Linked DNA regions of Homo sapiens: region 2 is linked to region 1. Evidence: chromatin loops called from intact Hi-C (ENCODE). Cell type or tissue: endothelial cell of umbilical vein. All regions are shown on one strand. Region 1 overlaps RGS12 (regulator of G protein signaling 12). Region 2 overlaps RGS12 (regulator of G protein signaling 12).

What was found. Hi-C counts contacts between places; a loop is a spot of excess contacts. Peaks named below come from ENCODE experiments on the same cell type or tissue, not always from the same donor. Only the 100,000 strongest peaks of a DNase experiment are listed, where the experiment ranks them.
Region 2: it touches region 1 in a loop (6-fold over the local background); 5 of 110 quality-filtered maps call a loop at or near these places.

Annotation. Positions count from the first base shown.
Region 1 is chr4:3,302,919-3,307,918 of GRCh38, forward strand. The region is part of intron 1 of RGS12 (regulator of G protein signaling 12); the gene reads left to right. Among named protein-coding and RNA genes, the nearest start is that of RGS12, 12 kb to the left of the region's middle. RefSeq lists an enhancer at 1,540-2,189. In endothelial cell of umbilical vein, no CTCF peak of the experiment used is centred here; DNase peaks (open chromatin) are centred at 2,133 and 2,933; H3K27ac peaks cover 3,066 bases.
Region 2 is chr4:3,367,667-3,372,666 of GRCh38, forward strand. The region is part of intron 3 of RGS12 (regulator of G protein signaling 12); the gene reads left to right. Among named protein-coding and RNA genes, the nearest start is that of HGFAC, 72 kb to the right of the region's middle. In endothelial cell of umbilical vein, no CTCF peak of the experiment used is centred here; a DNase peak (open chromatin) is centred at 2,345; H3K27ac peaks cover 2,440 bases.

The sequences.
Region 1 (5,000 bases):
GGGCTGTCTTAACTGTCTGTGACCCCGGGGCAGCTGGCCCTGGGAGTTCAGGACCGTCACTGGTTGCCTGTTCGTAGTTGCCCACCTGGAGCTGCTGCAGAAGCCACGAGACAGTTCTTGAATGAATAAACGAATGAATGAGTGAGCAGGAAAATCATGGGGCCACGAGGAAGTGGGTCTGACCGAGGGGGATGTTGAGGTTTGGGGAGGGACCCAGTGAGAGAGCCTCAAGAGGCTGGACCCAGTGGGACAGGTGCTTGGGCAGGGATTAGGAAGTGGGGAAGGACAAAGCGCTGGCAGCTGTGGGCAGGAGGAGGGTGAGGGCAGGGTGGGCCGGCAAGTGGGGTACAGCGGGGAGTCCAGCAGGAGGTGTGGCCACCATGCAAGGTGAGCCTCGGTACGGCGACCTAGGCAGGGAGGATGTGGGAGGGCCTCCGACTGGATGGGGACACAGGTGACAGCCACAGGGCACCTGCTGGCTCCCCCAGTCTCACCTCTGTGGCCCTTGCTGGAGGACACTGGAACCAGCAGTGCTGTATTTCAGCATCTGTGCAGATACTCTGTCCCTGGAGGCTCTTTTGCTTCATGGACTCTGGGTCCTTGGAGGATCCTGCAGAGTTTCCCCTCCTTGGGAGAAGCCCCCTCCTCTTCCTCAGCAACTTGAGCTTGCCCTGGTAGTGGGGGGAACAAGAGGAAGGAGGAACTAAGCCAGCTTGTCTCCCTGGGTGCCTGGCTTCCCCCCGCCCCACAGACCTGCCCCTGATGTGTTCTCTAGAAGTAAAACGGAGCTACAGAAGCTAAAGCCAGTGTTCACACTTTATGTGATTAGTATTAGTGTGATGTTAGCACAACTATTTCTTCAACTTTATATGACTTTCTGAATGCTACTTCCTTTTACTGTTGCTGGACTGTAATAGTATATACCTTTTTCTCAAGTGTTCAAAGAAACGAAGCATTCTGAAAGTTGCCAGTCTTTAATTTCTTCTTTACCTCTTATTTCTTTCCCCTAATCATTCATGTTTGCCATACTTCTGAATTCTAAAAGCTGCATTAGTTTTTGAGTGAATTCTCTTGTAAGCACTGAGTCGCTGTGCTGCTGCCTAGCAATGTGTGGGATCTTTCTGAGACTGACAATGGAAGAGGAAGAAAGCGCATTTGCTCCATGAGGCCGGAATTGAGGCATTTAATGTGTGTGTCCCTGATGCTCAGCCTCTTGGTTTCTTTGGATTTGAAATGTTAAAACCTCAAGAAGTGACATTTATTAAAAACCCACGAAAAACTATGCATGATGACAAAATGCTGACCTGGGACATTTTATGTATTGTACTTTTCAGTTCAGCCTAATGTATTATTCAAAAACTATGCATATTTATTCAAAAACTACTCATAATGTTGGTGGCTGCTGACCTGCTGCCTAAACGTAGGTTATTAGTATTCAGATTCAGGAGACTAAAGCTACCCAGGAACTGAGACACTCTTGAGAACCAGGTAGTTTTTGTTAGTGGAAACGTGAGCTTTGAGGGAGGCCGCTTTCTCCCGGGAGTGTGCTGGTGGAGAGGGAGGCAGCTGGGGCTGCACTGTAGAGCCCGGACTGCAGTCAGCCAGCCTGGCTTTGAATCCTAACTGCCTCCAGTCGTGGTGCTGGAGCCTCGGTTTCCTCATTTGTAAAACGGGATAATTAGACTTCGCTTGTGAGATTATGATCAGTTCGGCTTCTTTTTAGCCGCTTTTCCCCATTCTGTAGAGTTTGTCTCTGGTGTATCTGGTGTGATTTCCTTAATCACCTCCTCACAGAGTAGATTTCAGGGACCATTTTTGAAACTACCTGCTTTACATTGCCACCTAGATATAAGTACAGCACCATTTTGTGCTTATAGCAGGAATGGCAGCAAGTCAAACGACCCTGGAGCTATTTTGCATCACGTGGCACGTTGGTTCGCTGCCGCTGTGCAGCACACTGCGTCTGTAGCTGCAAGGCTTCTGGGATCAGGAGTCCTGCCTGGTGAGGCTCACGCAGGGCTGTGATCAAGGCGTTGGCCAGGGCTGTGCGATGAGGATTCGTTTCCATGCACACTCATGAGGCTGCTGGCAGCCTCAGAAGATCCATTTCCAGGGTCGCTAATATCGCTGTTAGAAGACCTCACATCCCTGCTGGCTGTTGGCCAGAGACATCCATTCCTTGTCACGTGGGCGGCTTCCTTGGGCAGCTCACAGCCAGGCAGTGACTTCCCTGAGAGGGAGTGAGGGAGAGCATGAGCGAGACGAAAGCCATGGTCTTTTGAAAACCTCATCTTGGAAGTGACATCCTATCTCTTTTGCACATTCTGTTTGTTAGAAGCGAGTCGCTAGGTCCAGCCTACACCCCAGTGGAGGGACTGCAGGGGCAGGATGACCAGGAGGTGGTGTCATGGGGGCCATCTCAGAGACCACCTGTCACTGTGCACCTGCTGGTCCCAGAGATTCATGTCCCTCCCATGTACAAAATACACTCCCCGCAAGGTCCTTCCATGACAGCATCTGCTCAGAGTCCCGCGTCATCCTCTAAACTGGCTCTAGGTGGGCTGAGATGCAGCTCCTGGGGTGCACGGTACCCCGGTCTATTGACCTGAACTAGAGAGACACGCCGTCAGCTCATCCAACCACAGCCACGGTGCCATCATGGCAAGCACCACAGGCCAGACCTTCCTGTTCAAAATGAGGGAAAATGGAGGCAGGAAGGAGCCTCAGATGTGCCTCACTTCCGAGACCCAGCCTGGCAGATGGTGGCAGTTCAGAGGCAGGAAGGAGCCTCAGGTGGGCCTCACTTCCGAGACCCAGCCTGGCAGATGGTGGCAGTTCCTTGTTCAAGTGTCATGATTTGGGACTGATAACTGTCCCTCTGCCCTTGGAGGCTTTGATTCCTCTCTCTGACTCATGCTTTCCTTTGTTTGAAACACAGCAGCTGCTTGCAGTTGAGTTGTTTTCTCAGCCTGCTTCCTGCTGATAGGATTTCCGGGTCCAGCACCCACTTTTTATTTTGTACTGCCTCTGACCCTTGTAGTTCAAGCTGGCAGTGATAGTTCTAACTTTATGGGCCTCCTGGGAGTCTCACTGGTGTCCATTCCATCAGGCACGAGCCATACCTGGCATCCCTCTGAGATGAGCCCTGCTCTGCCTTGGGGTCCTGAAGGGTGAGGACTAATGCCCATAAGCTTCTCAGGGCCTGGCTATTCCATGAGAGGCTGTGAGGCCCACCCTTCGTCTCTTTACAGAGGCTCCAGCCATCTTGTTGGTGCTCAGCACACAGCACCATTGTCTTGATGTCACATGCACAGCAGGCTTGCCTTGGACAGAAGCGGAAGGAGGAGCTGGCTGGCTGGAGCATTGGGGGCCGCCTGGCAGTGGGCTGCTCAGAGGAGAGTCAGTGGCAGGAGGTGCGATGACGATGACATGAGTTTAGAGGAGGGTGTGGAGACGAGGAGACGGATGCAGGTATCACTCCACCATGGGGAGTGTGAGTGTGGGGGCAAAGGCTGATTTGGGAAGTCCCGCTCGATAAGCGGCACAGCCTTTCCACCCCTGTTTCATCTAAATTTCTTTAGCATAACTGGAGTTGAATATTTGGGCTCCTGTCCTGCCTTGCTTGTAGACATGTGGCACCCTCTGCTCCTCAGTCAGGCACTGGCCTTGATGACATTTCCTTCCTTAAACACAAATAGCTGTTGGTCTGCTCCGGCACCGAAGCCTCAGGATCACTGCACAGGGCCTGGGGAGGCAGTAACTGGTGCAGGGGACCGAGCAGGGAGCAGAGAGTGGTCCCGGGTGTCTGAGCCCACCCTCTGTGGCACTCTGCTTCTGTTTGGGTAGGGAATGTCCTGGGGGACGCTGGTGGGTGGGAACAACACAGCTCTTGCCTTGTGAACCCGGCAAGTAGCAACAGCCCTCACTGGAGGAGCTGGGTTGGGCTGGGTAGAGGGGTGATGGGGTGATGGGGTTTGGGGTCAGGGAGTGACGGTGGATTCCAGGTGCTTTTTTGGAGGCTTCTTCCTAGCTCCTCATTTTAGGCAACTAAGCAATGTGCCAGGGTGGGTTTTCGTCAGTTTCCGATGTTTGGTTTCCTTCTCATCACATCACTCTCTTTTCTGAGTTGGTGCTGACCAAGTTTGTTGTTGATGGATGTGGGGTTTGGAGTGAGCCCATCGTTCACACCTCTTAACTGCCTCCCCCCACAAGCTTAGGAGCTTTATGGGATGTGTTGCCGCTGGCTGCTTTTCTGGTCCTAGGATACGGCCTTTGCCGACGTGTTGCCGCCGGCTGCTTTTCCGGTCCTGGGATACGGCCTTTGCCGACGCACCTTGCTCTTAGGCAGACTGTCTTGGACATGAGCCCGCGCACCGCTGGGGACAGGCCACGCTGCGGCAGCGTGTGCACACGGCATGAGGTCCGTCTCCACCAAGCCAGCCTGGGGTGGGATGCTGTGGGTCTGAAGAGAGGAGGCCAGGTAGATTTTCGTAAAACTAGGAGTTATTTATTTTATTCATGATTATGATGGCCTTTATGTAAAACTTCATCAACCCTCTTACTTTTACTTTTTTAGTACAAAAAAGTTCTTTTTAGAAAATGTAGAAAACATGCACAGAAATAATTGCATTCAGACACTTGAGAAAGTCAAGAATGTTTCAGTCAAATAGGTTCTTGGCACCCTTCCCTCCTCCCCTCACTCGGCAGGCGTGGATCGCGCACCTGCCCTGGGCCGTGGGTGTGCCAGCCTCGAGGCCTCGTGGCCCCTGCTCGTGCCTAGAACTGTGCCTGGCATGGAGAGAGCGCTCCCCACTGTGAAGTGTGTGGACAGATGGCAGCCTGTTTCCTTGTGTTAGCAGAACTCCTTTAAGTGCCCTGGTGTTTGGGCGGGAGACGCGAAATTCTACACTCAGAAGGTCCTGCCTGACAAACAGTCCTTTTAAAAAGGGTCCTTCCTTCTTTCTTCCCAAAGTTCCAAAAAGTCTCTTAGAAAGAGCAGG
Region 2 (5,000 bases), 65 kb after region 1:
CGGTCACAGGAGTTCTCCCAGGCGTGTTCTGGCCCTGCCCCATCCCTTTCCTCACCCATCTGCAGAGGGGAGTTACTGGCTAGGCAGGGGAGGTCAGCAGCTGCAGAAAAGGACAGGCTCCCACAAAAGAGGAGATGGGGGGAGCCTAGAGAGAGACAGGAGAACCCGGAGGCCCTGTTGTTGGAGGCCCTGTTGTTAGTGACCGGACAGCAACAGGCGGACCCCTAGCAGCCTGGGCTGCTTTGTGGGCTTTGCGAATAAACCACGTAGACAATGTGAAATTGTGTTTCTTCCTTTCCGTCCTCGATGGAACACAATGGGATGAAGATGTTTCTGTCTGAAAGAACTGAGGTGAAATCAGTTTAGCACTTAGGTGATAACCCCTCAGCAGAAGGCCCCACGCATGCCCAGGCTGCCTTCGGTTCTCAGGCGCTGGTGGCTGTTCCCAGGGTCTGGGGGCCCTGGGGGGCCAGGATGCTGTTGTCCTCTGCTCCCGCCTGGAGACCACTGTCTCCTCCAAAGCTCTGTAAACTGTCAGTAGTGCAGGCCCCTCAGAAGCCAATGAGGTTAACGGGCAGGTCAGCGTCAGGGGCTCACCCAGCCACCCCAGAACCCCTTGCTGTTGTTCCAGAACCTTCAGATTGCTTTCTCTGAAAGTGTGCCTGTGTGTGTGCCTGTGTGTGTGTGCACCTGTGTGTGTGCGTGCCTGTGTGTGGGTGCCTGTGTGTGTGGGGTGCCTGTGTGTGTGTGAGTGCCTGTGTGTGTGTGGGTGCCTGTGTGTGTGTGGGGTGCCTTTGTGTGTGGGGGTGCCTGTGTGTGAGGTGCCTGTGTGTGTGTGGGTGCCTGTGTGTGTGTGGGGTACGTGTGTGTGTGGGGTACGTGTGTGGGGTGCATGTGTGTGTGTGTGGGGTGCCTGTGTGTGTGCCTGTGTGTGTGTGGGTACCTGTGTGTGGGGGGGTACATGTGTGTGTGTGGTACGTGTGTGGGGTGCATGTGTGTGTAGGGGGGGTGCCTGTGTGTGTGGGGGTGCCTGTGTGTGTTGGGGGTGCCTGTGTGTGTTGGGGGGTGCCTGTGTGTGTTGGGGGGTGCCTGTGTGTGTGTGGTGGGGTGGATGCTGACGGGAAGGCAGGGGACGAGGATGCTGGTTTTGTCTGAGAGATGTGGCTTAGCCCAGGAATGGTGATGTGGTCTGGTCTATACGTGCTCCGCCTTCTGTCATACTGCCTGCCATGCCTGTCGTACCTAATGTAGACCCTCTGGCCCAGAGCCCAGGGGAAGTGGGTGGGGCCATGGTAGGTAGAGGCGGGGCCCTGTCGAGGAACAGGGCTTCTGAGGCCACTCCAGACCTATGGGGCTGACCGGGGGTCCCGGTAGCTTGGGCGGGAGCCCCTTCCTGGGCTGGTGACAGAAGTGGAGGTGGCACCCCTTTCAGCGAGGAGCAGCTGTGCAGAGGGAGGTGTGGCTGCCTTGGGGTGATTCCTCTGCTTGCTGGGGGTGTGGCTGGGCGCCTGCCCCCCGCCCCTGCAGACTCCCCCACACTTTTGTTACGTGCACAGCTCCTGAGAAAAGCCTTCTAAGGAAGCTTGAGCTGCTGCGCATTCTGCAAGCAGCCATTGTGCATTTCTGAAACGAAGTGTGTGTCCAGTGCTGTGGGTTCTGCTCACTGAACACTCTCGTGCGGGGAATGCTCATGTTCCTCCACAGAAAGGCAGAAGCAGAGCTGGCACAGTTCCTTCCCAGCTGGCAGCCCAACCCCAGACCCCAGAGCCATGGACCTAGCCTGGTGGCCCTGTGGGCATTGAGTTTGCAGTTCCTGGCAAGAAGCTTCCCCAGGTCTAATGGCGAAGCTTCCCTCAACCTAACGTTTCAGGGTTAGGACTCCTAGAGCCCATTAGGACGAGACTCTAGGTGGCCCATGCTGCATGATTTTGACAGCAGGGAAGCACTTTGGGATGAGCAGTTTACCCCTAAATCTCTAGAAAATTAACAGATGATTTTGCAGTGATCCCTAGGCTTTACAAATAGTTTTCTTTTTCTTTCCTCCTTCCTTTTTAGAGCCAGGATCCATCATGGTTCACTCGCTTTCTGGTTGTTTCATATATTTGGAGGGTGGGCAGAGCAGATCACGGAATACAGATAGCACTGAGAGGGCTTTAGGCGTGTGCCAGATCCCGCTGGCTGCCACCCAGTAAGCTGGTGCATGTGGAGGCTTAGAATAGATTCATTGGCAGCTGTAATTAAGGTTGTGAACTGCACCACGATGCTAAAAAAAACAAATTCTCTGCAGCTGTTTTACTGACTGAGAAATTACCCCTGTCGGCCGAAGTTTTATTCTTCTGATTTGGTAGAGGAAATAGTTTAAAAATGATCTCACAGCGTGATTTATGTAAACGGCGCTTCTTTCTTTGGATGAGACAATTGAGATAGAGTCTGAAACCCTGGCAAGCCACAGCTTCCTGCAGTGTCCTGTTGCCATGGGTTACGAAGGGAGCGAGAGGGAACTTCATCGGAAATGCCTTTAAACTTTTCTCACACGCACAAGCTGCGGTGTTGAATGGTGTGTCTTAGACCCGGGTGCCTAGTGTGGCTCGGTGCCTTACAATGAATTTGGGGAAAGAGTTGTCAAACGAAACCCATGTTTCTAATGACCAGCAGGTAAGTAGTTCCGGCTTTTTCTTTTCATTTAATCAGTGGTAGGAAAGCGTGGCACCCTGGCTATCCTGTTTTAGCGAGTGGCAGCTGTGGGACCTGCAAATGCTTGTAAGGATAAGCTTTGGAAATGGTTTTCATGTGTCTGCACCACAGCTCAAAGCGAGTGCTGCGGGGGCTCAGCCCAGGCTCTGGGACCGCAGCACGTCCCGGGCCCGACACACCCGGCCGCCGGCCTCAACCCCTCGGGAGCCCAAGCTGCCAGGTTTTAAGTCAGAACTTACGGAAAGCGTCAGATGTTTTTCCTTTACCGTGGTAATTCTCATAGATTTGAAAGATGTGAGTGAATTGATTTTGTTGAAATATTAATTTTAGGCTAGATAAATACATTAAAATCTTAGGCTCTTTAAATGATGGTAGCTTAACATTTCTAAATATGATGAGTTGATTTGGCTATTGTGCATATAGATAGCTACTATAGATCATATTGGTGATTACTATATAAGCTTATGAAGTTGAAGTTACTCTAAAATGGCTTTTTAAAAGATTTGAGATGAAATAAAAATAATTTCTATTTTCCTCTTAAGGCTGTGTTGGTGCAAAGATAAAAATAAATTTAAATTATGTACAGAAGTCTTAGTAATTACTGGGCACTGATTTCGAATTCATTCTTTTCTGGGAATTGTATAATCTTAATGTTTTTCTAATATCTAATTAAAGTCTTCTGTAGAGAAGCGAAGGACAAACTACTAGTTTAGAGATGAGGGGCATGGAGGGGTTGGGAACAGGAAAATGAGCCGCGTCCTTCCTTTTAAGTGGGAAATAGACATGGGTCTGCTGGGCAGGGCCAGCATGAGCCTGATGAAATCAACCGGCTTTCTGTGCACGTGGAAAGCTGCTTGGAAGGTGAAGCTGCGTGAGGCTCGGGGAGCAGCTCTGGTCTTCTTTGGGGCGTGCCTGCCGCGGGCCGCCTCTGGCTGTCTTGGGGCAGGGGGAATGTGTTCCTGTAACCTCTGTTTCATATCCTGCGTCGGAAAGTGAATTTTGGAGCTGTCGTGGGTTTAATGGGCCAGTTAATCAGTTAGCCATTTGTACTTATTTGTAGGCAGCACTTTCATCTCAGTGTATATCCAGGCAAGGTGTAGAAAATTTTGTTTTTTTATTCCGAGTAAAGTCATTAAAAACCTGCCTTTGTAAGTATCTGTTTACATGATTTGGACTTCCTTTTGAAGCTCTTGCAAATGCTTACACTGGCAGATAAGTTGTTCACGGGAGTGTATTGGAATCTGGCTGATGTGGTCGTCAGGCATCAGAAGTGAGCGGCTCCCCCTCTCGCAGTCAGAGGCACAGCGGGTGGGTGGGCGTCTCTGCTGCAGCTCTGCCTGGCTGGGTCCTGGCCAGCAGACGAGGGGCTGGAAAGCCTCTGGGGTCGGCAGAATTGCTTCTCCTTCTAAGCTTCAGGTAGTTGTTCTAAAAAATGGGAGGGTCAGGGAATGCTGGGGTGCCGCCGTCCGTGTCCGCAGCAGCGCTCTTTTGGAGTTCCGTGTGTCTCCAGCTCCCCTCATCTTGAGGGGGAGGATGCCCCCGCCTTTCTAGGAGCTGTTGCCCGACTCCATTCAAAGAGCACGCGGGGGAGCTGCCGGGATTTCCACTTGGAGAGAATGGAGGCTCTGGCTGGCCAGATCAGTCGATGCCTGGTTCCCTGGCTTTGGCAGGCCGGGAAGATGCCCGTGCCTGTCACCTAATCGGGGCACCTCATCCTGTTTCATAAACCATGTGGCGTCAGGTGTTGCAGGCTCTGACACTAGTTAGATGCTGAGAGGAGGCACGGAGACCCCAGCCCCAAAGAAATAGGAATTGCCTGGAGGAAGAGAGCCCTTGTGGTCTGTCTGCGCACCCCTCCCAGGGTGCCCTGCTGTGGGGTGGCCGCTCTGGGCTGGGGGGCTGCTGCAGCCCTGGGCAGCCCAGCTTGAGCCTCCCTGGCAGGCAGCGGCCGTTCAGCCAGCCTGTGGCTGTCACAGGGTCCTGGGTGGGACTTTCCGGGGCAGTTCCACCTCTCCTGTGAGTTGTGGGAACAAGTCCCCACTGCAAGTGAGTGCCCAGGTGAAGGCCCTGCTGGCGCACGGCTGGACAAGCATGACAGTTGTCGCGGAGCCGCCCGAGCTGTTGGCTTCCCCGATGTTCCCCCTGTGCTCGAGCTAGGGGTTTGACTTTAGTCCTCAGCTGTCAGAGGCCGCCTCGGGTGCATCCACGCTGGCCCCCCCAGGTGTGCCCTGTGTGGCCGGCATGGAGGTGGCGGCGGCCATCAGGGTGTGGTTTTGTGACGTCTCAGGGTGTCCTTTCTTTCCTTC